3 separate regions of the Homo sapiens genome follow, and all the other regions are linked to region 1. A link is an interaction called in ENCODE POLR2A ChIA-PET data of the cell type or tissue named here. Cell type or tissue: MCF 10A. All regions are shown on one strand. Links, peaks and the distances in the headings refer to the core of each region. The heading gives the core; the rest is flanking DNA.

Region 1 (10,593 bases), core at 2,064-7,063:
ACACAGATATTTTCTCTCTTTAACCATACCAGCAGTAGACTGAAAAAAATACACTGCTATACAATTCTTAGAGGATTTTATAACATTGAGAACACATTCCCTAAACTGTTGAAGTTACAATTACATTATCAAAGCTTAGAAAGTTAATACCAATTTACCATTTCTGATTCTTGTGAAAATGGGGATTCTACGTAGCAAAGAGAATTTTTTTTTTTTTGAGATAGGTTCTCACTCTATTGCCCAAGCTGGAGTGCAGTGGTGGGATCATAGCTCACTGTAGCCTCGAACTCCTGGAATCAAGCAATCTTTCTGCCTCAGCCTCCCAAGTAGCTGGGATTATAGGTGTGTGCCACCACTCCTGGCTATTTTTCTTTCACTGGTAGAGATGGGGTCTTGGTATGTTACCCAGGCTTGTCTTGAACTCCTGGCCTCCTGCCTTAGCCTCCCAAAGCACTGGGATTACAGCAGGAGCCACCTTGACCAGCCAAAGAAGAGAATATTTTTAATCTATTCAGTGGGTTCTGGGAAGATGACAGTGGCAGCAGTATATTTTAAAATCCAAATCTCAACATAAAAACAGAGTAACTACTTAACAAAATAAAAAACTCAGAGACAATATTTATAATGACTAGTTACCAGGCATCCACACTGATGAATGAAGACGAACCACCAAACAGCCACAAGACCTGAATTATATCAGCATCTGAGCAGGAGGAAGCAAGGGGGGAAGCAATGAAACTTGACAGACTTTGACAGACTTGAGAATGAGGGAAGCCCAAAACAGCAACAGCTATTTACTGGGAAACACGTGGGTAGGTCTTGCCCAACCCACAAGTTGTGAGTGCAAAAGGTCTGCTACAAAGACTGAGAGTGCTTAAGCAATCTAGATCTTACGATTTCTCTCTAGAAACATGACCTGCCCGGGCTCCCTTCCAGGATTCCCTTCCAGGACTGGGTCACACTAAAGAGAAATACCAAGTGGAATCAAAATGGAGCTGGACAGAGACATGGATAGCAGAACAACTGATAAAGGAGGCCCAGATAACGGGAGAGGAGGGAATAGAACCAGGAAATCTTATACGGCAAGCTGACTCTTTTTAATACATAAAAACAACAGAAGAGGGAGTTTGTGTGAAGTTAGAGAAGCTACCCAAAAATCACGAATCAGTCCTACTAACAGTTATGGAAAGACACTTTCATGTAAAAATTTAAAACAGAAAAGTATTGAGGCGAAATCTCTTGCACTTATTCCTAAGGGGAAAAAATGAGCAGAAAAATCCCTACACAAGAAAGACATGCTCACAGAACAAATCTAAACTATAACTTTCTATTTCAAAAGAAGCTAAAATACATTAAGAAAATGATACAAGAAATGAAATGCAAACATTAATCCAAATTTTAAAAACTCAGAATTGAGGTGGCAGAACTCAGGGGACAATTAGAAATAAAATAAAAATTATTTCAGAAATGAAACTATACTAGGAGAAACAGAAGAGCAAAGAAAACAAAACAAACTTTGCCCTAGGAGAAATAGAAAATTGAAAAAAGAAGAAAAAAAAATTAAATGAAAAAGAAATAAAGAAAAAGATTAAAACCATTAGAGAGAAATTGACAAATATTGAAGATGGATGAGAAGATTCAACCACAAATAACCAGAATCTATGAAGAAGAAAAGTAAAACAAGGGGACAAAACAAATATTTAAAACTATAGTTGGAGAAAATTTTCCCTAAACAATAATATGAAACTATATGTTGAAAAAGCACACTATGTAGCTGAGAATATTGACCTACAACAAATAACACCAAGATGTATTTCTAGTAAGATGGATGAACTTAAAAAAAAAAAAAAAAAGTCCATTGGCTATGAAGTCAAAACCAGCAAGTGATTTGTAAGGGTAAGAAGATTAGATTACCATCATATTTTTTACAACAATACTTTATGCCAAAAGAAAACAGAATAACATACTAAAGAGACTCAAGGAATACAATATGAACCAACATTAAAATGCTCAACTATAAAAGCCACTGAACAATATTTACAATGACTAGGTTACCAGGCATCCACACAAACGAGTGAAGACAAAAACTTTGAGAATACTGTTTTTTAGCCCTTCCTAAAGATTCTAGTGAATGAGTTTCAGATCATTAAAAGATATATCAACATGAGGACTGATGGTATACATTAAAGACAGTTACCTGAAACTAATAATAAGTGTGAGTTAAGAGAGAGCATAACATGTAAAGGCTACATTTGTACAAAATGCAGATATAGCACTGCTATTAAAAAATAGAGAAGGGAGATGATATGAAAAAAGTACTTTAAGCTGTATTTTGTTCTTATGCTATTGGTAGTAGTATGTGTATTATTATTCTGATCCTGTTGTGTGTGTAACGTGGAATAAAGTTAATGAGTAATTATGAGATATTCTAATTTCATCGCTATGGTTTGAATGTTTGTGTCCCCCCAAAATTTATATGTTGAAATCTTAACCCCCAAGGTGATAGTATTAGGAGGTAGGGCCTTGTCGGGGGATTAGGTTGTGAGAGCAGAGCCCTCATGAATGGAATTAGTGCCCTTATAAAAGATGCACCAGGTAGCTTGTTCACCCATTCCACCAGGTGGGGACATAGTAAGAAGGAGCCACCTATAAACTGGGAAACAGGCCCTCACCAGACATGGAATCTACCGGTATCTTGATCCTGGACTTCCCAACCTTCAGATTTGTCAAAAATAAATATCTGTTCTTTGTAAGCTATCCAGTTTATAGTATTTTGTTATAGCACCCCAAACAGATTAAGACACTGTCATCTACTGTATACCTGGGAACTAGGAATCTTGATATGGGGAAAAGAGATGCAATGTAGTATAAATAAAGCTATGTAAAAAACCCCATAGTCCTGAACTTTCATTAGAAATATCAGTGTGATCATTAGATATTTTATTTGTAGAGTTATATCAATATGTATACTTATCAGTAGACAGGCTTTCTAGTTCTGCTACTGAAAAGTTGCAGAAACAATAACCAACCAGGTAGAACCAAGCATTAATGCCTGGACTGTAGTCTTGAAATTTTATTTCCCAAACGTTTTGCTTTGAAATCTAATTTCAAATATATCAGGACTTTTTGGAGACATGACGGATTCCATGTCTAGGGAAGGAACCATACAAATGATCCTGGAATATCTGATATCAGATATCAAAGAAACTGGCAAAAATTTACTAGGATATGTCAAAAGGGCTCAGGAGCCAACTTGAAGAGAATCCTATTGGTCGAAGATAGGACAATTTGAGCTTCAGGAAAAAAAAAGTAATAATTGCTATTCATCGAAATCTTATTAAATATATAGAAATCCATGAGTTCATGATAATATTATTCAAAAAAACAAAGAATTGTTCAGCTTCAGAGGATGAAAAGGAACCAATTAATTATCTTGAAAACTGGTAAATTAGGGGAAAAGAACCAATCACTTATCCTGCCTTTTCTACATGAACTGCACCATTGGGTAGCCAAATAGTAGATGAGGAGATCCATTTCCTTATAAAAGTATTCCAACTAATATATGAAAAAGAAATCACGGAATTTGAGTGTCAACATTTTGCAACCTCCAATGAATTAGTGGATCTAGATATCAATAGTTCCTAATGTCACAAAAAGAGAGTCAGTCAGACATTTTATGAAAGAACACACACAAAACCTATAGCCTCACTGAAAGGGATAAAACCCAAGTCTGCGGAAGCCTTTGAATCCAGTTGCCAGTTTTCAGGAACAGAGAACAGAGGCACATGCCAAACTGCACTGTAAGTATGAAAACAGTGATACTCAGCTGTGGGAAACTACATATCAAACAGCTCTAGTTTTTCAATAGATATATCATAAGGAAAAGAGAAAGTGGAGGGGTGAACAGGTGGATATGAGAGACTTAAGGGACAACCAAAACAATTATTAATGGGCAAAAATATAGTGTCTATGGATGTACACTTGGTTCATACAACTATAAACAAACACATGAAAGTGATTATTATAAAAATCAGGATGGTGGATATTTTTGGAGTAGGAAGAGGTTTGAAATTGGGACAAGGCACATGGAGAGCTGGAGTAGCTGGAAAATTCTACTTCTTGATTTGGGTGATGGCTACCAGCATGTCTGCTGTATAATAACCCACTAAGCACACATTTATTTTTGTATAGCTTTCTAAATCTGTTTTACTTCATGATAGATATAAAGATTAAGAGTAACAAAAATCTGTTTAACATAAAAGATCGCTATCACAACAAAGAATTTTAACAAGATTCTCTCATTGGTATTACTCAAGATTGAAAAATAATGAAAAGTACCTATAATATTTCAGTACTTACTATATACAGCAAAAAGTAGAAAGAGGGAAAACTAGGAAAAGGCAAGAATCAGGTGAAACAGTGAAATGGAGGGGAAGGAGTAACCTCTAAATCTTAAAACAAATCCAAGAAAATTAGTATGTTTAGATGAGCTGTTTGCCCTAAAGTGGGCTTAGATTTTACATAGAGGAATACATATTTATGAAGCCCTCATTACTTAGGTCTGGCCCTTTGAAACTCAGGGTATAAAATTTTCCTTGGCCTATTCTAACCTTGCTTTAATTATTGCTGAAATAAGTTAAGAGGCTTAAATTTTAAATGGATTGTTTTAAACATTAGTGTTAGGCAAATTATCTTTAAGTGAAAAGAAAAAAAAAAGGAGTGCCATCAGAATCCTAATGCCAAGATATATGAACATGTAGTTCCAGGGACACAACCACAATGTGGTTAGGAGAGACAAATTCTAACCTGCAGAATGCATGCCTGAAAAAGGAGTCTACATCCTCCCTCTTTCCTTCTATTTGCTCCACTGTCTTAATGGCTTATCCTGCCTGTCATTCCAAGTGGCAAGTGACCTAGTTAACCCAGCTTTCTCACACTGGACCATCTGGATTAGTCACTGCTCTTTCCACCCCACCTCTCCTTTTTTATCTCCTCTTTCTTTTTCTGCCATTCCTATTATCTTTTCCTTACTTTCCTCATGATAACCCATCCTCCTTTATCGAATTTTTCTTATTTTATTATAAGAATAAGAAGTATTTGTGGATGGGCACGGTGGCTCACACCTGTAATCCCAGCACTTTGGGAGGCCAAGGTGGGCGGATCACCTGAGGTCAGGAGTTTGAGACTAGCCTGGCCAACATGATGAAACCCCATCACTACTAAAAAATACAAAAAGAAAAAAAATTAGCTGGGTGTGGTGCAGTGCACCTGTAGTCCCAGCTACTCAGGAGGTTGAAGCACGAGAATCGCTTGAACCCAGGAGGTGGAGGTTGCAGTGAGCCAAGATGGCACCACTGCACTCCAGCCTGGGTGACAGAGCAAAACTCCATCTCAAAAACAAAAGAATAAAAAGTATTTGCAATTTTGCTATTTAGGAAATTGAATGATTTAAAATAAAGATGTTATCTCAATCTACTCAACAGGATTAATAGGGGAAAAATACATAATTGGTGCAGAAGCAACTCCCATTTTGAGTCAGTGTGTATATTTCAAAATAGAAAATACATTTGTCAAAGTTTAGAATAATGAATAAAACTCATTTATTAAGTCACCATAAAGTTTCAGATTACCATTTTCACACATTTATGAAGGCTCTGGGGAGCTGTCAAAAATATCACCATAGTGATTTTCTCCACTGCCTATTACTATTCCAGTTTTTGTCTTCTATGAAACCACTTCCCACTATAAAGTTTAAAAATACCAGACACTCGCTCCACCGCTTTTAGCAAGGGTATAGGCTACCAAAATACATGGGACCAGAAAGTCTGAGGAGTCTGACGAGAAGGTGAAGATGAGAGCTTTCAAGAAAGTCTTTTCTTCCCCATTCAAGAGATGAAAAGGGAGATAGTCCTCCCTATATTTGGTTGTGATTGTGTGAGAACCCAGTGTCAGCAGCAAGGACGGCCTTTTTCAATTATGAAGGCAAAAGCTTAAGGACAAAGTCCAACAAGTGGAGAGTGGTGGAAAGAAGCTGAAAACAGCCTGGGTCCTTGGGAGCATGCTTAAGCTACTGAATCAACTGGCTTTGAGACTTCCGTGCACACAACATAATAAATGTTTTGTTTAAGACACTTTTAGTTATACATTTTGTTACTTGTAGTTGGAAATATCCTAGCTAATATATACCTCAACAATACAGGTAGATTTCTTGACTCTATTGCTAAGGACAGGACCTATAAATCACAGTAAACAGATGTAATAAAATGGGGGTGGGGGTAGGGGAAGTAACTGAAATGTACCAAATAATAATAATTATTCATTTTCATCTAACGTTAGAGACTTTGCATAGTGTAAGCAAAAATATATCTAATTTCAGGTAGATGGACTTTATTGGCAAAATATGATTAACGACATTAGCAAAACTTAGAAGTATAGTCGTCCCTCAGTATCTGTGGGAGACTTATTCCAGGACCTCCCATGATACAAAAATCCAGAGACAGTCAAATCTCTGATATAAAATGTTGCAGTAAGTACTTGTATATAGCCTACATTCATCTTCCCATACACTTTAGATTAGCTCTAGTTTACTTATAATACCTAATACAATGTAAATCCCAAGCAAATTGTTGTTATACTGTATTGTTTAGGGACTAACAAGGGAAAACAGTCTGTATGTGTTCAGTATAGATGCAGCCATCTTTTCTTTTTTAAAAAAAAAAATTTTCTGTCTGTGGTTGAGTAAGGCCATGGATGCGGAACACACAGATATGGAGGGGCTGACTGTGTATTTGTTGAATTATTTATACATTCCACTTTCCACGGTTTCTTTTGAAACATGACTAATCTAGAAATTGTGATTTTGTTATAGAAACAGTGTAGAACAAATAGATTCTATTATGTCAATTTTCTTTGTAAAATAAAATACTAGGAGTATCTAGATTATAAATTTCTTTCCCACACTGGGTTGCGTTTTCTTTGACATTCCACTCCTATGACCAGCAATAATGTGCTAGAAAAATAGGGAGTGAAAGATCTGTATAAAAACTCTGTAACATACTTGAATGTAGCCAGATACGGAGTACAAAGAGACAGCAATAATGAAAACAGAGGCTCTGGAGAACTGACTTTAAAAAAGAAAAAGAAAGAGAGGGAGAGGGAAAGAGAGAGAGAGAACATAGAAGCAGAACAAAATCTGAGACACTGTTATATCTCTGTTCCCCAACCTCCACCCACCCCTTTTTAAAAATATTTGAGTTCTTTCCAAAAACACATGAAAGAAAATAGATTGAAGAATTTTCTGCATAGATTGTGATTGCTGGGGATATTCTGAAGTGCATGATCAAGAACTGAAAGCTAGAAGAGACAATCCCGATGTCTTAACTGAATTGAAAGGTTCCTGAATCATACATAAATCTCTTTCATTATCAAAAAACGACTAAGAAAGGCAGTTAAGTAACTTAAACTAAACGGATATCTGCTGTTTGTAGGTTTCCTTGAAAGAAAATAAACTTTGAAATATAACTCATCTTCTCTCACTGTAAATCATCTTAAAAGAAATTACCCCAGTGGGGGGAAAAAAGAGAACGCTAGATAGTAGAGAATGGCTGATTGAAAAAAATGTTTCCTAATGGTGTGTTAGTTGCAAAGAAAACTTTGGCAGAGGCTCCTTAGGAATCAAGTGAAGTGGAGTTGGTGAGATCGGATGGTGTCAAAGCAAGAGACAAACTAGAGTCCCAATGCTGGGAAATTTTATTTATAGTGTAATCCTAAACCTACTAACTGAAAAATAAATCTTTTTTTTTCTTACTTTTTTGTTTTATTTATTTACTTACTTTTGAGACAGGGTCTTGATTTGTTGCCCAGATTGGAATGCAGTGGCGTAATCATAGCTCACTGTGGCTTGAACTCCTGGCTCAAGTGATCCTCCTACATCAGCCTCCTGAGTAGCTGGGACTACAGGTGTGTGCCACTACACCCAGCTAATTTTTTTTTTTTTTTTTTTTTTTGCGGGGGTAGAGACAGTGTCTCACTATGGTGACTAGGCTAGTCTAGAATTCCTGAGCTCAAGTGATCCTCCTGCCATGGCCTCCCAAAGTGCTGGTATTACAGGCATGAACCACCACACCTGGCTACTTTTTAAAAAAATAATAAATAACTGGTGACCAGTTTCCTGTATCTTAGTTACCTTAAATGTACTCTTAGATGCACTGTATTTGTTCAACTTTGCTTTTTTCAGATTAACTGATTATACTATTTTTCCCATTAATACTATTTTCCAGCCATGATTCAGTAATCACCAATCACTTTTGAGTATTTTTTCTCACCACTAATACAGTATAGTCAAAAGAATATTTGCTTCAGAATCATAAATGTAAATCCCCAAGCTATATATCAGACCTACTGAATAAGAATCTTTAGAGATGGGACTCTCATTCACACCAAAATTTGAGAATCACAACTTAAAAAAATTCCACATCTCTCAACTTACAGGAATTTAACCAATTTTTTTTTACCAAGAGCTTTAGCAATTTATTATAGAGGACATATTACCTTTTTCTTAATAAATTATATTTATTCTAATCCTATACAATATCATTTATTTTTATTGAAATAACCTATTTATTAGTTTTGACATGACTTATTAAAATTACTGAACTAGTATATGGCAAGTCAATTTCAAAATATTTTCTAAATGAAATATGCTAAGAAAAACGTGATACAACAAATCAACTTCTATTTTTATTCTTTTATGGAGAAGTCTCAGATACTCTGTCTTTTAATGAGTAAAATTCTAAAACTGGGGATTTTTGAAAGAAAGAAATGATGACACATAGCCTCTGTAATCTTTATGGCATTGGCTGGTATTATTGCAGTAACAGACTAAATTTTTCTTTATCAAAGAACCTAAAGTAGTAGAACTTTGCCATTTTCTTTTAACTTAATTAAATGTTCTACCTAAAAGCTAAGTGAAAGCTCCTAAATAATTTCTCACATGAGCTGAATTTTACTTCTGATTCATAGTGACTGATTATAGCCCATGACAGTTACTGAAAATTAATTAGTTATAAAGAGCAAGAACCATAGAAATAAAAAAGCAGAGGCTGAAAATTGAATTGTCATCTTTTTCACATCACATGGAAATAGTCTAATGGAATTAAAGAATTTATGAGACTTCTGGTTCCAAAATGGTGGGTTATAAGCAAGCTGGCTTCACTTTTTTTCTACAGAAACCCAAAAACAAATATACAGCCCCTAACATTATCACCAGCAAAATTCCTGAACTCCAATAGGAGGATGAGACAGTTCCTGAAGCCACAGAGAAGTGAAAAAATTACAAGCAGGTGGTAAGAGAATTGAACTTACATATTTACAATGCACCTCTCCTCAATCTGCCTGTCACCAAGTGTGTGGTATTTCAGGCACTGCTGATGCTTCCCAAGGGTTGAGGCAGGAACAGGACTCCTGCCAGGGAACCCAAGATGGTGAGAAAGCTGATTGTCCACCTCAATCTCACTTTTCCAGTGTAAAAACTGTGAGCCAGGGAGAAATATCCTTGAGAACAGCCAGAGACAGGGGCAAAAAGAGAGGACAACCATCCCACCTAAAAACTCTGCTCAGTGACTTGGCCAAAAGAGATATCAAATGAGAGTGACTGTTCATCAGCACTGTGCTGTCGGAGGTTTGTTCCACAGGTACCCTGGGCACAAACTCCTAGCCAGCCTTTTCACAGTAGCAGGCTACCCACTTTGGGACCTCCCTCATTTGGGACAGGTGGCACTCTGGTTATTTATTAGTGCCAGGCAAACTGGGCTTAAGGCACCATCCAGGGCTGAAAAGAAGATAGCAGCCTAGTCACGGGTGGAGGGAAGACTATCAATAAATAAATTACAAAGAATCTGAGCAAACATGTACAGTAAAAACCCAAACAAGCCAGATAGAGAAGACTGGAATAAGTAACTAATTCTTCATTACAAAGACATAGATATAGATTCACAAGAAACTATAGTAAACAGGGAACCATGACCTCTCCAGACACACAAAGCAAAGAACCAGTGACTAAACCTACAAAAACAGTGCTATGTGAACTTTCTGACCAAGAATTCAAAACAGCAGATTTAGGGAAACTTAGTGATCTCTAAGATAACACAGAATAGCAATTCAGAAATTTATCAGAGAAATTTAACAGAGATTAAAATAATTTTAAAAATCAAATAGAAATCTTAGAACTGAGAAACACATTTGCTAAACTGAAAAATTCATTAGTGGTTCTCAACAGCAGAATAGATTCAGCAGAGGAAAGAATCAGTGAGCCTGAAGACAGGCTATTTAAAAAGACACAGCCAGAAGAAAAAAAAAAGTAAAAAAACAATGAAAAGGAAGATCACCTACAAGATATAGAAAGTTACCTCAAAAATCAAATCTCAGGGCTGGACACAGTGGCTCACACCTGTAATCCCAGCACTTTGGGAGGCCAAGGTGGGCAGATCACTTGAGGTCAGGAGTTCAAGACTAGCCGGGCCAACATGGCGAAATTTTGTCTCTACCAAAAATACAAAACTCAGCTGGGTGTGGTGGTGCACTCCTGTAGTCCCA
Region 2 (10,593 bases), core at 3,360-8,359, 81 kb after region 1:
TGAGATGGGTTTCCTGAATACAGCACACTGATGGGTTTTGACTCTTTATCCAATTTGCCAGTCTGTGTCTTTTAATTGGAGCATTTAGCCCATTTATATTTAAGGTTAATATTGTTATGTGTGAATTTGATCCTGTCATTATGATGTTAGCTGGTGATTTTGCTTGTTGGTTGATGCAGTTTCTTCCTAGCCTCGATGGTCTTTACAATTTGGCATGTTTTTGCAGTAGCTGGTACCGGTTGTTCCTTTCCATGTTTAGTGCTTCCTTCAGGAGCTCTTTTAGGGCAGGTCTGGTGGTGACAAAATCTCTCAGCATTTGCTTGTCTGTAAAGTATTTTATTTCTCCTTCACTTATAAAGCTTAGTTTGGCTGGATATGAAATTCTGGGTTGAAAATTCTTTCCTTTAAGAATGTTGAATATTGGCCCCCACTCTCTTCTGGCTTGTAGAGTTTCTGCCCAGAGATCACCTGTTAATCTGATGGGCTTCCCTTTGTGGGTAACCCGACCTTTCTCTCTGGCTGCCCTTAACATTTTTTCCTTCATTTCAACTTTGGTGAATCTGACAATTATGTGTCTTGGAGTTGCTCTTCTCGAGGAGTATCTTTGTGGCTTCTCTATATTTCCTGAATTTGAATGTTGGCCTGCCTTGCTAGATTGGGGAAGTTCTCCTGGATAATATCCTGCAGAGTGTTTTCCAACTTGGTTCCATTCTCCCTGTCACTTTCAGGTACACCAATCAGATGTAGATTTGGTCTTTTCACATACTCCCATATTTCTTGGAGGCTTTGTTCGTTTCTTTTTATTCTTTTTTCTCTAAACTTCTTTTCTCACTTCATTTCATTCATTTGATCTTCCATCACTGATACCCTTTCTTCCAGATGATCAAATCAGCTACTAAGGCTTGTGCATTTGTCACCTATTTCTCGTGCCGTGGTTTTCAGCTCCATCAGGTCCTTTAAGGACTTCTCTGCATTGGTTATTGTAGTTAGCCATTCATCTAATCTTTTTTCAAGGTTTTTAACTTCTTTGCCATGGGTTTGAACTTCTTCCTTTAGCTCGGAGTAGTTTGATCGTCTGAAGCCTTCTCTCAACTCATCAAAGTCATTCTCTGTCCAGCTTTGTTCCATTGCTAGTGAGGAGCTGCGTTTCTTTGGAGGAGGAGAGGTGCTCTGATTTTTAGAATTTTCAGTTTTTCTGCTCTGTTTTTTCCCCATCTTTGTGGTTTTAACTACCTTTGGTCTTTGATGATGGTGACGTACAGATGGGGTTTTGGTGTGGATATCCTTTCTGTTTGTTAGTTTTCCTTCTAACAGTCAGGAGCCTCAGCTGCAGGTCTGTTGGAGTTTGCTGGAGGTCCACTCCAGACCCTGTTTGCCTGGGTATCAGCAGTGAAAGCTGCAGAACAGCGGATATTGGTGAACAGCAAATATTGCTGCCTGATCGTTCCTCTGGAAGTTTTGTCTCAGAGGGGTACCCGGCCGTATGAGTTATCAGTCTGCCCCTACTGGGGGGTGCCTCCCAGTTAGGCTACTTGCGGGTCAGGGACCCACTTGAGGAGGCAGTCTGTCTGTTCTCAGATCTCAAGCTGCGTCCTGGGAGAACTACTGTCTTCAAAGCTGTCAGACAGGGACATTTAAGTCTGCAGAGGTTTCTGCTGCCTTTTGTTTGGCTATGCTCTGCCCCCAGAGGTGGAGTTTACTGAGGCAGGCAGGCCTCCTTGAGCTGTGGTGGGCTCCACCCAGTTCAAGCTTCCCAGCCGCTGCTTTGTTTACCTACTCAAGCCTCAGCAATGGCGGGTGCCCCTCCCCCAGCCTCACTGCCGCCTTGCAGTTTGATCTCAGACTGCTGTGCTAGCAATGAGGGAGGCTCCGTGGGCGTAGGACCCTCCAAGCCAGGTGCGGGATATAATCTCCTAGTGTGCCGTTTGCTAAGACTGTTGGAAAAGCACAGTATTAGGGTGGGAGTGACCCAATTTTCCAGGTGCCATCTCTCACCCCTTTCCTCGGCTAGGAAAGGGAATTCCCTGACCCCTTGTGCTTCCTGGGTGAGGTGATGCCTCGCCCTGCTTCAGCTCACGCTCACCGCGCTGCACCCACTATCCTGCACCCACTGCCTGACAATCCCCAGTGAGATGAACCCGGTACCTCAGTTGGAAATGCAGAAATCAGTAGTCTTCTGTGTCACTTACGCTGAGACCTGTAGACTGGAGCTGTTCCTATTCGGCCATCTTGGCTCCACCCTCCTGTTATTCTTAAATGACACAAAACTGAGATGTGTGCCTCCCCTCAAGACCCTTCCAGAGTTCTAATTATTAGAAACAATAATTTCTTATTATTAAAGACCAAGTTTCCATTTTCTATATATTTGTAAACAGAATCTCCTTTTACTAGCTACACCATTGCATCAAATCTGAGAAAAGCATCTTAAAGTATATATATATATACTTGAATTTTATAATTATAATGTGAATATAAATTATATCTCCTTTCAATTAGGATAAGTTCTTTTTTCATTGCTATGATGAATTTGATGAATGAGCTGGCATTTTGTACATTCTGTTTAGATGTATAATTATGAATCTTTCATTTTAAAAGACTGAAATTCTCAATCTTTCATCATGACAATTAATCACATTGATTACACCGCATTTGTCTCCTTAGGGTAAGGGAAAATGATAATGGCAATCTATAAAGCTAATGAAATCGTATATAATCAAATCACAGACTGTTTAGTGCAATTAATGATTTAGTAGCCTGGACCGTCACTCAACTCCAGCGATCTTGTCCTGAACCTTTATTTTAATCATGATGCCAATCAGGACTTTTCAGGATGTGGTCAGTACTATATGAGCTAACATGGCAATGAGCTTTGAATAGTAATCCATTTTTTCAGCACTCTTCAGCTACATGACAAGAGCCTTCTAGAAACTTTTTCAGTTGTGTCTTGATGGGAGACAGTACACTGAAGCAAAGAGAACTCAGGGCAGGACATTTGAGCAGAGATTTTTTAAAGTTCATGGAAAAACAACGGTGTGGCTATAAAACTTTAGTTATAAGTCACCAGATGTGATAAAAATAACTGAAGAGATAAAATAATTATGACAACAATCTTTTTTTCAGTAACTATAGTTAACCTACAAAACTAAAAACACCAAAAACTTTAAAAGATAAATATTTTTATATCTTAAAACCACCCTTGGATGTCCATGTCTAATAGTTGTGCACAGGAGTTTATTCTAGAGTTCCTCTTCCTTTGTTTAATCACAAGGGTGTGGATCAAGTCCAGCTTTGTTTGGCTCAACACAAAGCAGCACTCAGGTAACCAAGGAACCATCCCTCCTGATGTCATCTCTTCCTTAACAACCACTTCAAAATCACATGAAACAGTAGGCCTGCCCTTCCTTTATAGAATCAGATGCTGAAGGCCACTGGGCTTTTAGCCACAGCTCAGGGAAGGCAGAGAAATAATTTCAATCCCAGCTGTTAACTTACCTTGAAGAACTTCCATGGGGAGAACAGTCCAGGCATTCTCCAGGTAGGAAATATAAATATAGCGAGCCGTATTGCAGGCCAGGCCAATGTACAGAACCCTAAAAAAAAATAAAAAATAAAAATAAAATAAAAAAAAGCAAAGGAAAATAAACTGAGTCCCTAATATACAATCTAATATGTGTACAAAACATGCAAATATTACCTACCTTTTCCTTCCCCAAACCACCCATCATCCAGCAGACTCCAAACTCAGGAGTGGGAAAACTGAAGGACAATTACATTTAAGCATGAATTTAGGAATAAGAAGATGGCTTCTAACATATCTGCCCTCAGCCTTTTCAAAATGCTTGTTAATATAAAAGTGAACATCACCCTTCCTGAAACTTAATTTGTAGCAGAGATGATGCTTTTTTAAGATAGTCTGGGCGCACTGCCATCAGTAATGACATTACTGGCTTCCTTCCAGGTGGCTGTAGGAGAACTATGCCTGGGATTGTAACCACTTCACTACAATGGGGGAAGGAAGGATAAAAATGAGAATATGTAAACACGAATGTGGCCTTGCTCATAATACCCAAGATACCAAGCAGTTTCACAAGGAGACTCTGAAGGTCATTGAAAACTATCATTCACTAACTACTATAAACTATTTGGAAATCAAATAGTTTCTCCTATCAGTTCAATGGATACATGTTCATCTTTTAAAAAATTCATGGTATCATATGTTTACAAAACTAATAAATATACACCAACCTCTTGCATTCTCTCACCCCCACCATTACCGCTGCCAAAAGTATAAGTAGAAAGAAAATAAGCAAAGGCCTGAAGTGGTGCACCCAAGCATAAGGTTTCAGTCTCTCGTTCTGAACTGGATGGGCTGGTTTGGAAGCAAAGAGTGGCTACTTCTCTGCACAAAATACACCCTAATGGTAGGGATTTATCTTTCTCCCTTGTTTTCTATTTTCTGTTAATTTTCCTAACCTTAATGCTCTGTTTTCTGAATCCAATTTGATGAAAAGTAAAAGGTAAAAGAAATAAACCAACACGATAATCAGTGGTATTTTCCTAATCTTGCTTTTTATGTTAAAATCATTCCTGACTGAGTGTATTGACTCATGCCTGTAATCTGAGCACCCTGGGAGGCTGAGGCAGGAGGATCACTTGCGCCCAAGAGTTCAAGACCAGCCTGGGCAACATAGTGAGAACCTGTCTCTACCAAAAAAAAAAAAAAAAAAATTAGCCAGGCTTGGTGGCACACACCTATAGTCCCAGCTACTTGGGAGGCTGAGGTAGGAGGACTGCTTGAGCCTGGGAGGTCTAGGCTGCCCTGAGCCATAATCCCACCACTGCACTCCAGCCTGGCAAACAGAGCAAGACCCTGTCTCAAAAAAAAAAAAAAAAATTCATTCCTATAAACACTGTTCCCTTTTTCCCAACACTGAATCAACAAAGGGAAATGCTCTCAGACACCCAGCTATCACTAATCTCACATATGGAAAAGAAAGATGAAGAAAAGACAAAAAAGAAAAAGTTGAAGGGTGTGGATGAAATAGGCAACAGATATTAGAGGGATTTAGCAGATTCTCAGTGAAGTATTACAAAAAGTCTGGGTCATCTTGTTCTATGGACATTATGTTCTTTGTACTTGTGTGTTTGGAGGAGAAAAGTACGTTTCAATCTGCCTTAATGAAACTTTTATTGAACAAACTTGCTACAGATTCATCAGTTTCCCTCTGCTAGGGAAAAAAAAAGCCACAGGAAATTAAAATGCAAAATATACTACATGAACACACAAGTTAAACAAACCTGTGCCTCCTTTTACAAATTCTAAGCCAGCCCTGTGGGTGGCCTCTCTTTACCCTAACTCAGGGGTCAGCAAACACTTTTCTATAAAGGACCACACATTAAACAGTTTAGGCTTCACGAGCTACATGGTCTCTGTTGCAGCTCCTCAGCTCTGCTGCTGTAGCATGAAAGCAGCCACAGGCAATATGTAAATGAATGAGCATGGCCATGTTCCAACAAGAGCTGAATTATGAACACTGAAATGCAAACTTCATAAAATAATTTTCATGTGTCACAAAATCTTATTCTTCTTGTGTTTTTTTTCAACCATTTAAACATGTAGAAACTATTATTCTTAGTTCACGGGCCATATAAAAACAGGCAGCAGGCCAGATTTGGTCAGTGAGCCACAGCTTGCCACTGACCTGGCCTCGCTCCTTAATTCTTTTTCTTTTTTTGAGACAGAGTCTCGCTCTGTTGCCGAGGCTAGAGAGCAGTGGCACGATCTCGGCTCACTGAAACCTCCGCCTCCCAGGTTCAAGCAATTCTCCCGCCTCAGCCTCCTGACTAGCTGGGATTACAGGAATGTGCCACCATGCCTGGCTAATTTTTGTATTTTTAGTAGAGACGAGGTTTTGCCATGTTGGCCAGGCTGGTCTCAAACTCCTGACCTCAGGTAGTCCGCCCACCTCGGCCTCCCAAAATGCTGGAATTACAGGCATGAGCCAGCTCCTTAATTCTTAACCTTGGCTGGACATCAGATTTACCATGGTAACTGTTTACAACTACAGATGCCGAGGCCCACACCTATCTCAATAAAGATCTCTATGGTTGAAACCCAGGCATTTTGAAAGTTCCCCAGGTTGTTCTCTTACTGAGCCAGGGTGGAGAACCAGTGGTCTAACTCATTCCAAGCTGTCCCCAGTAATACTGTAATATAATCCCATCATAAAACAATGTTGGTAATCCACTTTCCTAGTGTTCACAAATTGTCTATCCTGAAGCTGTCTTTTGAGCCCACCTCTGAATCAGGGTTGCCATGACAACTGTAATTCAATCCAGGCCATAGTCCAAAACTCCTGGCTTAAAATAACCCAGTGTCAATTGATCCAGTTTAGGAGGTAGATTGTGCTTTGCCTTCAAACCTCTTCCCAGATGGAATTCAGTCACTGGAGTGACCGGTTCACAACTTCTGGGACCCTTAGGTCTCAGATTGCCATCAACAAGCTGAGTGGCTATGAATTTGATATAGCCTTCCCTTCTTTCCCACATTTCTACTTTCACAATTGATAGTCCTTTAGGAGCAAACAGGTACCCTAAAAAAGAAAACACAAAATAAGAAGTATCCAGGTCAAGGTTATTTCATCTCTCTGAGCCTCAGTTTCCTCATATATCAAGTGGGGATAAAAACATGTATTCTGTAGGTTTGTTGTGAAAATGACGACACAATGACTTGCCCAAAATAAGCACTCAATAAATGATTCATCATCATCATCATCATCTTAAGGAAAAGTATCCAAGTAAATACTCTTTGGTTTCTGACAAAACTTTTATCCCAGAATTCCAAAAGACAAGAGCATTCGCATTCCTTCCTCACCAACCATTTTGAGGAAGCCAGTGGCTTCAAGAAATCAGCAAGGGTAAAATTGTGAGCAGAAAGAAAGACAGCATTTGGATCTATGAAAAGGCAAAGAAGTACACGTATATTTACTGAATAGTCACTGAAAAGTACTTCAGTATCAGAATAGGATATTTAAACTGCCATAGTATGCACTGTTATGACTGAACCATGTGTTCCCCCAGTTCATGTGCTGAAGTCTTAAGTTCTGACCCCCAGTACCTCAAAATGTGATTGTATTTGGAAATATAGCCTTAGAAGAGGTAATTAGGTAAAATGATGTCATATGGATAGGTCCTAATCCAATATAACTGGTGTTTTTCCAAGAGATTAGGACACAAGCAGGCACAAGGGAAGAAATAAAAACTCTGGAAGAAAACCTAAGCCAAAGAGAGAGGCCCTTGGAAGTAACCAACCCTACGGACAATTGATCTCGGACTTTTTGCCTCCAGAACTGTGAAGAAATAAACTTCCGAGTTTTTTTGTTTGTTTTTTGCAATGGCATGATCTTGGTTTGCTGTAACCACCGCCTCCCGGATTCAAGCGATTCTTCTGCCTCAGCCTCCCAAGTAGCTGAGATTACAGGTGCATGCTACCAGGCCCGGCTAATTTTTGTATTTTTAGTAGAGATGGGGTTTCACTATGTTGGCCAGGCTGGTCTTGAACTCCAAACCTAAAGTGATCCACCTGCCTCGGCCTCCCAAAGTGCTGGGATTATAGGCGTGAGCCACCACGCCCGGCCATAAACTTCTGTTTTTTAAGCCACCCAGACCGTGGTACTTTGTGGTAACCCAAGCAAATGAACACATTCACTCTAATACAGTTAGGGATTTGCTAATATAAAGGAATTTAAAGCATATTTTACTGGATCATTTTCTAGACAATCAAATTCTTTTTTATGCTGAATATGAGCATATGTTCAGGGTCCTAGAATTTTTTTACATAAGATTATACATAAGATTACTGATGTATAATCAGTAATCTTATGGGCACTGATGTCTGGAAATACAAGACACTGAAAAAAAAAGTCTCTCCACGAGATATAGATACCTACTGAACACCTATAATGATAAAACTCAAAAACAGCATGACTGTCCTATTTCAGAACAGGAAGTCAGTAGTAATAAAAATAGACAAGAAACAAAGGCAATTTTAGAACAGGTGGTTGGTAAACTGAAGTTATCTATAAAGAGGAACACAATTGATAAGAAGCAAATGATGCAGCAGAAAACACTACCCTGTGGAAAACCCAAATCACCTGCCACTCGTTTTTTATCCTGTATTTGAGCAAACTACAAGAGTAGGAGAAAAAAATTGTTACAGATTCTAATTTCTTATATAAGCACAATTCACAGTATTAGCAGTTTAAGCTGATTTGTGGTTATCTTATAATAAAACTGGTATTTTTTTCAAGAGTGTTCAAGATATAGATACAATGAATTATGAGTCATTCTGTAATTCCTAACAGTGTAGTTAGTTGTGAGACCCTACTTTTCTAAATTTAACCAACTATAATATGGCTAAATCCACCCTCCCCCACCCCCACCAAAAGCCACTAAAAACCACAGTGAACATAAATTTTGCTCAATAAACATTTATTAAGATGCCACTATCTACCATATACTGTGAGGGGAGTAAAAATGAAGAGGAAATCTACTTGGTCTTCAAGGGACTTACAGCCTAGTTGGGAAGACAAACACATAAACAAATAAGTTAAATATAATATACTAAGAGATATCCAAAGAGTGCAATGGGACCACACAGGAGAGACCCTTAGCCAACCCTGGGGGTTGAGGCCACCTGAGTTAGAAGTGGTTGGCCAAAGAGGGCAGAAAGAGCATCACAGGCAGAGGAAACAAAGCGAACAAGGGTTCACCATAGAATCTCAAGCATCTGTGGCCAGACAGGGTGACTGAAAGACACAAGAAGGATTACAGTCTAAGGATTTTTGAAGAAAGAAGTGAACTTTTCCAGTCCAGATACAGTCTGGATATTATTCCAGAAACAACACAGGGTGTGAGCAGCAAAGAAAGACCTAAGTGGAGTTATTCTACAATGCCCAGATCTGAGACGCAAAAGAGCAGCACCACCAGAGAACCCCTATTCACCTAATGACTGATGGCAACAAGCATTTTGCAAAGCCCCTGGCAGAGAAACAAAACTTCCCAAAATAATTATAATAATACACTGGATACAAATGAAAGACCCCAGATGAAGATTGTTTTTTATCACTTGGAAGTTCAGTATTTGCCGTTAGACTGACACTTGTCTACAGTTTGTGTTGCAAGCCCTCACGCAAAGATGCACGCACACCAATGCATACAAGGTTGCTCGAGGCCAGGGTGGGAGATGAAGACAGACCAGCAACAAACCAAGATTCAAAAAGCAATGTTTCAGACAGGTCACAGACCACTTGGGCAATTTCCTCAGCTATACCTGGCTGGAGTTTTTACTAGATTTCCTAATGAAAAGAGCTGGTTGTTGACACCAGATCCCTGGAGCACAGTCTACAGTCTGCCTCATATATAAACTGGATTACGTTTTCTGTATGGTAGACAGTATATGGTGCGCCCTTAGATTGGGCTCCATCATTCTCAGCTTTTTATTTTTATTTTATTTATTTATTTATTTTTGAGACAGGGTCTTGCTCTGTTACCCAGGCTGGAGTGCAGTAGCGTCATCACAGCTCAATGCAGCCTTGACCACCAGAGCCCAGGTGATCCTCCCACCTCAGCCCCCCAAGTAGCTGGGACTACAGGTGTGCACCATCACGCCAAGCTAACTTTTGATTTTTAGTAGACACAAAGTCTCACTATGTTGCCCAGGCTGGTCATGAACTCCTGGGCTCAAGCAATCCTCCTATCTCAGCCTCCCAAAGTTGCTGGGATTATAGGCATGAGCCATCCACCTGGCCCCAGATTATCCTTTTATGGTCTATATAAACTTGTCCCTAAAAAAAATTTTTTTTTCAGAATTGTTATAGATGTCTTCCTAGAGTAGGCAGAGTGGCAGACATCAGCTGCTGATTAGAGTGGAGACTCCTGTGCTCAGCACAAGCACTTGATGTGCCCTCCTCCCCAGGAATGAAGCTTATTTCTACATAATCACTGATTCACACTATTGACCTGAATAAGATGATGTTCTCTATTGTCAGTTTAAGAGAGTAAGAAAATATATATCCAAACTCTTTAGAAAATAACTAAAATATAAAGGATAGGCCTTGAAAGAATTAAATCTTAGTCTAGAAAATTTGTTTTCTCATAACTGTCCCCCTCCTCCCAGCTATCTTCCATGATATGCTACTGTGGATATCTTGCCAGGATTTCTGTGTCCCTCACTAGCAGAATAGGGTTTTGCTGTAACTGTCTGGAATCTCTTGTCTTCTCTCCCCTTTTTTTGTCCTCTCCATGGCATCTCCTGCATCCTGTGTCCCACTCCAGGACTGGCTGGTTTGAAAGAACCACAGCTGGCATTCCTTGGGATTCCCATCCCAAGAAGGTGGCCTGAGTTACATCATGGTACCCTCCTCTAGTGCTAGAATGGTGGTAAGAGTGGCCAGAGAGGAGAGGAGACAAGGCCACAGAATCAGTGACCTGAGCAACAGGCAGGAGCTGCTACAGCTCATGTTCAGACCAAGTGCTTATCTAGAAGTAGCAGGGCTGACAGTATCTCTCTCCCTTTTTCCAAGATATGACTTG
Region 3 (10,593 bases), core at 2,091-7,090, 75 kb before region 1:
CAAATAGGTCATCTCTAAGTTTTCTGCAGGAATATTGGCAATAAAAAGAATAGAGTCAACACTGGTAACTAATGGAGATGAGGGAAATACAATCTGGGAAGATGTTAAGGTTTTTTTTTTTTTTCCCTAAGAACTTTTAAAGGAAAAACAATGAAGTAAGTGTTGATGTAATATGAATATGTTATTACTTGTTAAGTGCCAAAAATACTGCAGATATAAATAACCTTTTAAAATGTAGTCAAGAAACATTTGAACACTTATAGAAATTCCCTCACCAGAGGTGTTTGGAAATCTTCAAATCTTAATATCCTTTTGTGAATGGTCAGAGTAAATCAGAAATGAAAGAAATCTGGAAAAATAAAAACACATTATCTGTGCAACAAAAGCATTCCTAGAAGGGGTTGTTATGATAAATAGAACTCCAACTGGAGTGCCATATAGTCAAAGAAAAGTCTTATAAAGCAAAATACTGCAAGATTTATTTATTCAAAAACTGTTGTTGAGCACATTCTATGTGCCAGGCACAGTGCTAAGCTTGGGACAACACGGGAAAATAAAATGGACGTTGTCCCTGCATGCATGTCCCTCCCCAGGCTTTTGGTGTGTAGAGAAAGTACCATAACTGCCAAATAAGTAAATAGTTGAATGGGGCCTTAGAGATCAGTGTGACAAAAAACAAGTGTAGATGTTAATCCATTTCAAAATACTCTTCACAGACTTTCAGTATTCCTATGATTTTCTGGAAATGAGACAGGAAATCAAATAATATTTTTTTGAAGAGCTGAGGTCCAATTTTCAATATGTAATCCAGTTCTTTTCAGGAAGTGTTAATCATGTGATTCCTATTACCATTAAAAACCGTCATCATCCTGTAATACTGACCATCTGTTTCAGATATGGCACGCACACTTGGGAAACCCAGAATAATGGGAACTCAAAACTGTTATTCATTCGAGAGCTCATCAGTCCAAGAAGATGCCACCTTGGTCAGATGTGGATGAGGCATGACTGGACCGACCCTGTGGGCTCGGCACCCACCTGTGCTATAAACTGTTCATGTGAAAACTGTGTGCCCCTGGGTTGTCTGACCTGCAGCTGTACCGCACTTTTAGTACAATGCCTGCCACCCACAGGAGTGTTGTCACAATTGAAGTGAATGCTATAAAGCATTGTGAGCAACTCAAAAGAAGGGTGCTGCTTAACTACCCAAAATTACTATACACCCACAGGTAAAGCTCTCTCTCTCTCTTTCTCTCTCTCTCTCGACACTCTTAATATGGTAATATAAAAGGGCATTCCTCAGGGTACATTTAAATGTCTGTGTGTGTTTCATTCCATTTGTTATTCATTTTAACTTTTAAATTAATTATTATTTTCAGGATGTTATCCTTGCACTAAAGGAAACCTATTAATTTAATGCTTCTATGTCACTACTATGGACTGAATATTTGTGTCCCCCCAAAATTCATATGTTGAAATCCTAACCCTCAATGTGCTGCATTGGGAGGTGTGGCTTTGGGGAGGTGATTATGTCATGACGACAGAGTCCTCATGAATAAGATTAGTGCCCTTATAAAAGAGACCCAGAGAGCTCTTTCACCCCTTTCTGCAATGTAAGGACATAGTCAGAAGACCACAGTCTATAAACTGGTAAGCTGGTCCCTACCAGACACTGAATCTGCATCTTAATCTTGGACTTCCCAGCCTCCAGAACTGTGAGAAGTAAGTGTAGTTTAAGCCACCCAGTCTATAGTATTTTTGTTACAGCTGCCTGAATGGAGTAAGACAGTCACCATGTTTGAAAAAGAGACATATTTGGGTCTCTAGAAGCTGCCTGTCTGTTAATTTATGACTAAAATTAATTTGGTCATGATTTCCTCTCTAAATCTAGATTATTTGGCCATGTGTCAGAAACACATGTTTGGGAATTTATTTGGCTAGATGGCTTGGATTGAAGCCTCAAATTTTAAAAAGAAAGAAAAAAAGCACAACTAAACAGAAGCTAATCAATGTAAATACCTGACAGCATTGAAGCAGCCAGGGACGATGGTGGCCTAAAGCATCATAGATAGCTGTTTAGCTATCTTTTTCTGTATAGCTTGCTTTTACTTTTCCTTTCTTTCTTTTATAAAATAACAGCTTTATTGAGATGTAATTCACATATCAAAAATGCATCCTTTCAACGTGTGCAATTCAGTGTTCTTAGTACATTCACAAAGTTGTGCAACCATTGACACTAGTTCCAGAATATTTTCATTACCCGAAAAAGAAGCCCTATGCTTATTTGCAATTACCCCATTCCCCCTTTCTGAGGCCCCTGGAAACCATTAATCTACTTTCTGTCTCTACAGACTTGCCTCTTCTGGACAGTTTATATAAATGGAATCATACATTATGTGGATTCTTTCATTCAGTATAATACTTTCAAGGTTCATCTATCTTTTTTCCTTTTTATGGCCAAATAATATTCCATCGTATGGCTATAACACACTCTGTTCATCAGCTGATGGACATTTGGGTTGTTTCCACATTTTAGCTACTATTAATCATGTTCTGTGAACATGAGTGTACAAGTTTTTGTGTAGACATGTTTTCAGTGCTCTTGGGTGTATACCTAGCACTGGCATTGCTGGGCCATATGGCAACTCCATGGTTAACTTTTTGAGGAACTGCCAAGCTGTTTTCCAAAGTGACTGCATCATTTGCATTCTCACCAACGATAAATGAGGATTCAGATTTCCCCACATCCTTGTCAACACTTTTTATTGTCTATCTTTTTGATGATAGATGATTTAATGGATGTGAAGTGGTTTCTTGTGGTTTTGGTTTGCATTACCCTAATAACTAATATGGTTGAGAATCTTTTCATGTGATTACTAACCAACCTTTCTTTGTCTCTCCTTCACCCCTACTATTCCCAGCCTCTGGTAACCATGAATCCACTCTCTACCTCCATGAGATCCACATTTAGCTCCCACATATGAATGACAGCATGTGGTATTTGTCTTTCTGTGCTCAGCTTATTTCACTCAACATAATGACCTCCAGATCCATCCAAGTTGCTGTAAATGAAAGCATTGTATTTTTTATGGCTGAATAATATTCCACCGTGTATATGTACCACATTTTCTTTATCCATTTATCCATTGATGGACACATAGGTTGATTCTATATCTTGGCTATTGTGAATAGAGTAATAAATATGAAAATGTGGATACGTCTTCCATATACTGATTTTCTTTCTTTTGGATAAAATGGATTAAAGACTTAAGTCTTTAGCAGTAGGATTGCTAGATTATATGGCAGCTCTATTTATAATTTTTTTGAGGAACTTCTATACTGTTTTATAGTGACTATACTAACATTCCTATCAACAATGTATGGGTATTCCCCTTTCTCCACATCCTCACCACCATCTGTTGTTTTTGTCTTTTTGATAAAAGCCATTTTAATTAGGGTGAGATGATATCTCATTGTGGTTTTGCTTTGCATTTCCCTGATGATTACTGATGTTGACCATTTTTTTAATACCTGTTGGCCATTTGTATGTCTTCTTTTGAGAAATATCTATTTGGGTCTTTTGCCCCCCAACTCCTTTTTGGAGATAGGGTCTCACTATGTTGCTCAGGCTTGTCTCCAACTCCCTGGCTCAAGCAATCTTCCTGCTTCAGCCTCCTAAGTAGCTGGGATTACAGATGAGTGCCATGTGCCTGGCTCTGCCCATTCTTTAATCAGATTGTTTTTTGCTATAGAGTTGAATCTTTCTATATTCTGCTTATTAATTCCTTGTGAGATGGATAGTTTGCAAATATTTTCTCCCGTTCTGTAGGTTGTATCTTCACTTTGCTGATTGTTTCCTTTGCTCTGCAGAGGTTTTGTGTTTTTTTAAAACTTGATATAACCCCATTTGTCTATTTTTGTTTTGGCTGCCTGTGCTTTTGAGGTCTTTTCCAAAAAATCTTTGCCTAGACCAGTGTCCCGAAGCATTTCCCCCAATGTTTTCTTCTAGTTGTTTCATAGTTTTAGGTCTTAGATTTGTCTTTAATCTACTTTGATTTAATTTTTGATATGATGAGATATAGAGGTTAGCTTCATTCTTCTGCATCTGGTTATTCAGTTTTCCCACCACCATTTATTGAAGAGGCCATCTTGTCTCTGATATATGTTCTTGGCACCTATGTTGAAAATGGGTTAGCTGTAAATGCATGGATTTATTTCTGAGTCTCTACTCTGTGCCATTGGTCAGTGTGTCTGTTTTTATGCCAGTAGCCTTTCTATTGGCTACTATAGCTTTGTAGTGTATTTCAAAGTCAGGTAGTGTGATGCCTCCAGCTTTGTTCTTTTTGCTCAGGAATGGTTTGGCTATTTGGGGTCTTGAGTGGTCCCATTAGAATTTTAGGGTTTTTTTTTCTATTTCTGTGATGAATGTCATTGGTATTTTGATAGAGATTGTATTGAATCTGCAGATTGCTTTGGGCGGTATGGTCATTTTAATGATATTAATTCTTCCAATCCATGAGCATGGAACATTTTTCCCTTGTTTTGTCCTCTTCAATTTTTTCATAAGTACTTTATAATTTTCATTGCATAAATCTTTCACTTCTTTGGTTAAATTTATTCATAGGTATTTTGTATAGTAAATAGGATTGCTTTCTTGATTTATTTTTTAGACTGTTCACTGTTGGCATATATAAATGCTACTGGTTTTTGTATGTTGATTTTATATCCTGAAACTTTATTGAATTGGTTTGTCTGTTCTAGTTTTTTGGTGGAATCTTTAGATTTTTCTAAATCTAATATATTGTTTGCAAACATTATAATTTGACATCTTTATTTTTAATTTGGATATTCTTTATTTTTTTTCTAGCTTAATTGCTCTGCTTAGGACTTCCAGTATTATGTTGAATAAAATTCTTTGGCCATTTAAATTGTTTTTTAATTTTTGATCTTATTTTGACTTTTAAGAATTCTTTATATATTCTGATACAAATTCCTTATTAGATAAGGGTCCGTGGTGTGTCTTTCCCTTTATTGAAGCACAAAAGTTTTTTATGGTGATGATGTCCGATTTTTGTTGTCGTGCTTTGGTGTCATATCTAAGAAACCACTGCCCAATCCCAAGTCACAAAGGTTTACTCTAATGTTTTCTTCCAAGAGTTTTATAATTTTTACCCTTACATTTAGGCCTTTGATTTATTTTGAGCTAATTATTCTATAAGATGAAAGGTCAGAATCCAACTTCTTTCTTTTGCATGCAAATATCTAGATGTCTTAGCCTTTAATTTTTTTTTTTTTTAAGAGACTGCACTCTAGCCTTGGTTTTTGTCTGTCACCCAGGCTGGAGTGCTGTGGCATGACTATAGCTCACTGCAACCTCGGCCTCCTGGGCTCAGGAGATCCTCCCACCTCAGCCTCCTGAGTAGCTGAGACTATAAGCTCACACCACCACACCCAGTTAATTTTTTAAATTTTTATTTTCTTGGAGACAGGATCTTGCTATGTTGCCCAGCTGGTCTTGAATTCCTGGCTTCAAGTGATCCCCCAACATCAGCCTTCTGAGTAGCTGAGATTACAGGTATGGGCCACCACACCCAGCTTCTCAGCACTTTATTTATTTATTTTTGAGACAGAGTCTCACTCCCCAGGCTGGAGTGCAGTGGCATGCTCACTACAACATCCACCTCCCAGGCTCAAGTGATTCTCCTGCCTCAGCCTCCCAAGTAACTGGGACTACAGGTGAATGCCACCCTGCCCAGCTAATTTTTATTTTTAGTAGAGACGGGGTTTCACCATGTTGGCCAGGGTGGTCTTGAACCCCTGACCTCGGGTGAGTCACCAGCCTCAGCCTCCCAAAGTGCTGGGATTACAGGCATGAGCCACCATGCCCAGCCCTCAGAAGTATTTATTAAAAAGAATAGTCTTTCTCCTTGAATTGTCTTGACAGGTTCCCTTGTAGAAAATTAATTGACCATCATGTGAAGGTTTCTTTCCAGACTCTCAATTCTATTCCATTGATATTTATGTCTATACTTATGCCACTACTGCACTGTCTTGATTATTGTAGCTTTGTAGTAAATTTTGAAATAGGGACATATGAGCCAATTACTGCAAAAAAAAAAACCCAAAGACAGATGGAATTTTTTATATGTATTGCATTGAATATATAGGTCAATTTGGGGAGTACTATAATCTTAACAATATTAAGTCTTCCAACCCATGAACATAGGATGTCTTCCATTTACAGTCATGTGCCACTATAATGGCATTTTGGTCAATGACAGACCACATATATAATGGTGATCCCATAAGATTATAATACCATATTTTTACTCTACCTTTTCTATGTTTTAATATGTTGAGACGCACAAATGTTTACCATTATGCTATGGTTGCCTACAGTATTCAATGCAGTAACATGCTGTACAAGTTTGTAGCCTAGGAGCAATAGGCTATGCCATATATCTGCAGAGTGTATAGTAGGCTATATACAATCTAGGTTTGTATAAGTACACTCTGTGATGTTCGCATGACAACAAAATCACCTACATCTAACAACACATTTCTCAGAATATAATCCCATCATTAAACAACTTATGACTATATGTAGATCTTCTTTAATTTCTTTCAATGGTATTTTGTATTTGTTGGTGTAGATCTTTTAGATCTTTTACTCATTTTGTTAAATTTATTATTTTATCCTTTTTAGTGCTACTATGAATGAATTTTTGAAATTTCATTTTCATATTGTTCATTGCTAGCATATAGAAGTATATTGATACTTGCATTTTGATCTTGTATCTTGCAACCTTTCTGAATTTAATACTTCCAATAGTTTTTTAATAGATTCCTTAGGATTTTCTGTATACAATATTATGCCATCTGTAAATAAAGATGGTTTCATTTTTTACTCTCCAATATGGATGCTTTTTATTTCTTTTTCTTGTCTAATTGCCTTGTCTAGAGCTTCTTGTACAGTGTTGAATAAAAGTAACAAGAGTGGGCCTTCTTGTCTTTTTCTGGACAAGGAAAATCATCTAGTCTTTCACTATTGTGTATGATGCTAGTTGTGAGGTTTCTGTAGATGACCTTAATCAGTTCATTAAATTCCCTTCTATAACTCTCTTTAAATGCCATTCATGGTCAGGGCTGAATTGTTAAAACAAATGAGATCTGAAAGTTCATTTGGGATTTTATGTCCTTTTCATTATTTGTAATAAGGTATGGAAACAATGCCCACTAGAGACGGATTCTCTGTTTTTTTGTTTGTTTTGTTTTGTTTTGTTTTTGTTTTTTGCTTTTCCTGGAAAAGGCTGGATGTTGCAGAAGAAACTTTTCTCTCTCTTTTCCTTTCCCCTGAGCATTCTTCCATATCTCCCACCACATGAGAGCAAACAACTGATTGGGGTAGGTAAATATAATAGCTTATTTCCATTCTATCCTTATGCTTGTAGTATGCAATATGTTTGTGCATGAATTTTGATAGTGCATATGCCATGCCTGTTATATAAAATAGACAGCAGGAAGTCAGTAAAGGTGTCAACTCTAGAAAACTGTCTCGACAAACTTCTAAGAAGAGAAGACATTATCACATCCAACTGAGAGCTTAGTTCCCCAGGGAAAATTAAGCAAATTAGGACATGGTCTGCATCCTGGAAAAGAATTGCTGATTTGATGACAATGATGATACAGCATCGATTTACAGAATAAGAACCACCAGGTGCTAAGTGGTACCTTTAAGAAGCTGAGACCCAAGAGCCAATGCAGGGCTGGCCACCGAGGTAAAAACAGTCTGAGCCAAGGAAAACACAGTATGGCAGGATTCATTGAATGGCTTTGGAGACCATTCTCCAACTTTCTGTTACTTCATAGCTTGCCATTTTTCTCAGTGGCCTATATTCATCTCCCACTCTCAACTTTTGGCACTTTGCCTTTAGTACTATATAATGTCTAGGGGCCAATAAGTTCTGCCCCTGGCTGCCCCATGAGCCTGTCCCTTAGATAGCAGAATGAAAAATCATGTATCCTGATTTTTGGAACTGACCATGCACATACCCCAGGTTTGACTCTGCTCAGCTTTGCATTATTTGTATATAACAATCACAACTGGAAGAGCAAAGCATAACATTTAAAAAAAATCTTTTAACTTCATCTCATGATTTCAGAGCCAAGTAACAAATGGGTTGCTATGAGTCTTTTTTTTTTAATTTTTTTATTTTTTGAGACAGGGTCTTACTCTGTCACCCAGGCTGGGGCACACTGATGCAATCATAACCCACTGCAACCTCAAACTCCTGGACTCAAGGGATGCTCCCACCTCAGCCTCCCAGGTAGCTGGGACTATAGGCTCACACCACCACATCTGGCTAATTTTTTTTTTTTTTTGTGGAGACAGGTGTCTCCATATGTTGCCCAGGCTGGTCTCCAGTGATCCTTCTGCCTCAGCCCCCAAGCAGCTGGGACTACAGGCATGCACCACCACGCCCAGCTAATTGTTTATTTTTAGTAGACACGAAATCTCACTATGTTGTCCAGGCTGGTCTCAAATTCCTGGGCTCAAGCAATCCTTCCACCTTGGCCTCCCGAGTACTGGGATTATAGGTGTGAGCCACCACATCTGTCCTACTATGAGTCTTAATAGCAAGTCCAATTCTGCTGTATGAGTTGAGAAGTAGCTTTGCTCTCTCTGATAGAAGAGAGATTATTCTCTGCTTATTTCCATTTCACCAACTTCAGCATTTTGGGCAAGAATTACAAGTTTAAAAAAACAATTTTAAAAGAGCAAATAATCTTCTTTCATTTCAGATGACACAATAATGCAATCACAGAGTACGTAAAAAGTTAGGCCGGGTGCTGTGGCTCATGCCTGTAATCCCAGCACTGGGAGGCCAAGGCAGGGAGATCGCTTGAGTCCAGGAGTTCAAGATCAGCATGGGCAACATAGTGAGATCTTGTGCCTATTAAAAATCAAAAACTACTTGGGCTTGGTGAAACGTGCCAGTAGTCCTAGCTACTTGAGGGGCTGAGGCAGAAGGATTGCTCGAGCCCAGGAGATCGAGGCTGCAGTAAGCTATAATCGTGCCACTGTACTCTGGCCTGAAGAACAGAGTGAGACTTGTCTCAATTAAAAATAAAAAAAGGTAGATAATGGGGAATTATCTCCTTTGTCCAAAGATAATATCATCTATCCCTAGCTAATAATTTATCTTTGGTCGAAGAGCGGGAAGGAGGGATGGGAGAAGCAGAAGGGATTGAGATACATGAAAAGTCACAATAGTGCTCTACCTTTTTTAAGTTTTGGTGGGAGAGTTTAGGTGTTTCTCATAAAGTGTCATTGATCCTTGTGAGAGATATACTGTAGTGCTCCATGCTGACCTTGAGAGTCCAGGAACTGCTAGAAACTGACAGTGAGAGGCAAGAAACTGCTTAGAACACCTGGCAAAGGGGAAGAACTGATTGACAAAGGAAGATAAGACTTGATTTGTAACTCGGTCTACACTAAACAAACAATGAGGCAAACAGCCAAAAGGCAGGATGATTTTGCTAAGGCCTTGATGAGTTACCACACTGATAAGCTGCAAGCAAAGTAGAGAACCTGCTCAGGTCTTGGGCTTCTGAGCCAGCTCTGTAATGAGATAGAATACGTTCAGAGGTCTCTCCTACGCCCCTCTAAGAATCCTGGGAGACTGATTTTCCATTTAGCTACTTGATAATAAAATTCAAGTCCTCATTTTCAGGCAGTTTAAAGAATGGGCAGTAGCTAATGTCATAGTAAAAGCCTGAAAAATGGAAACAATTAAGGAAATGATCATGAAACCGTAAAAACCATTTCCAAGATTGAATCATAAAAATGTAGGCTAAATACTTAATAGCAGTAATCGTGGTGATAAGGTTAAAAATGACTACTGCAACCAAAGAAATTTCAATTCCTACATGGATACCCTAAGAAAAATGAGGCTTTAGCCCAAAGGGAATATCAAAACTTGTTTTTAAAATATATAATCTTGTTAAGTTATTTTCTAGAAAATTTGTGGGTTTATTCTGAGTAAATTTCCCCAGAGAAACGTCTGAGGATTTAGACAGTATAAATAGGGTTGGAGCAAGAAATGAAAATGACACTCAAATTAAATAGGGGTCAAATGGAAACTCTCTGCAGGCAAAATCTTTTTCATTCCATTGGATATTCCTAGTTTCTCTGAAAGGAGTAATTTAATTTTGGGCAGGATAATGTGGGAGGTGGAAGGGTAGGGGTGGGAGAAATCCTGGTATTCTTTAATGAGGAGACTAGAAAGGGAAAGGAAGAATATAAAATCCAACTTTTGTTCCTCCATTTTGATTGTCCTAAAGCATTTCCAAATAGATAAGACCTTTTCAAGAATACTTCTCAGAAAAAAAATCACTCAGCCTTCAAATAGACCTTGACTTCAGATGACACAAAAGCTTTGGGAAGACTCTTGGGTAGTGGACTTTAATGAAAACTGAAGTGTAGTAAGTTATCTATGGGGTAGGAATAGAAATTTTCATAAATTCAATGATGTAAGTATTTTTTAGGAAAATTAAAAATTCAATATTTCAAATATTCTTTTTTTTTTTTTG

Evidence for each region. Peaks named below come from ENCODE experiments on the same cell type or tissue, not always from the same donor. Only the 100,000 strongest peaks of a DNase experiment are listed, where the experiment ranks them.
Region 2: POLR2A ChIA-PET joins it to region 1 with 6 read pairs; 8 of 35 experiments call an interaction of 5 or more read pairs at or near these places.
Region 3: POLR2A ChIA-PET joins it to region 1 with 6 read pairs; 5 of 35 experiments call an interaction of 5 or more read pairs at or near these places.

Annotation. Positions count from the first base shown.
Region 1 is chr2:190,542,344-190,552,936 of GRCh38, reverse strand. All of the region lies in intron 1 of NEMP2-DT (NEMP2 divergent transcript), which reads right to left. It also overlaps a transcript of NEMP2 not described here. Among named protein-coding and RNA genes, the nearest start is that of NEMP2-DT, 13 kb to the right of the region's middle. In MCF 10A, for the core only: no CTCF peak of the experiment used is centred there; a DNase peak (open chromatin) is centred at 4,826.
Region 2 is chr2:190,462,755-190,473,347 of GRCh38, reverse strand. MFSD6 (major facilitator superfamily domain containing 6) reads right to left here. Exons shown (of 8, transcript NM_017694.4): 4 at 3,493-3,590. It also overlaps a transcript of NEMP2 not described here. Among named protein-coding and RNA genes, the nearest start is that of MFSD6, 60 kb to the right of the region's middle. In MCF 10A, for the core only: no CTCF peak of the experiment used is centred there; a DNase peak (open chromatin) is centred at 3,957.
Region 3 is chr2:190,617,125-190,627,717 of GRCh38, reverse strand. All of the region lies in intron 4 of NEMP2-DT (NEMP2 divergent transcript), which reads right to left. It also overlaps a transcript of NEMP2 not described here. Among named protein-coding and RNA genes, the nearest start is that of NAB1, 27 kb to the left of the region's middle. In MCF 10A, for the core only: no CTCF peak of the experiment used is centred there; no DNase peak of the experiment used is centred there.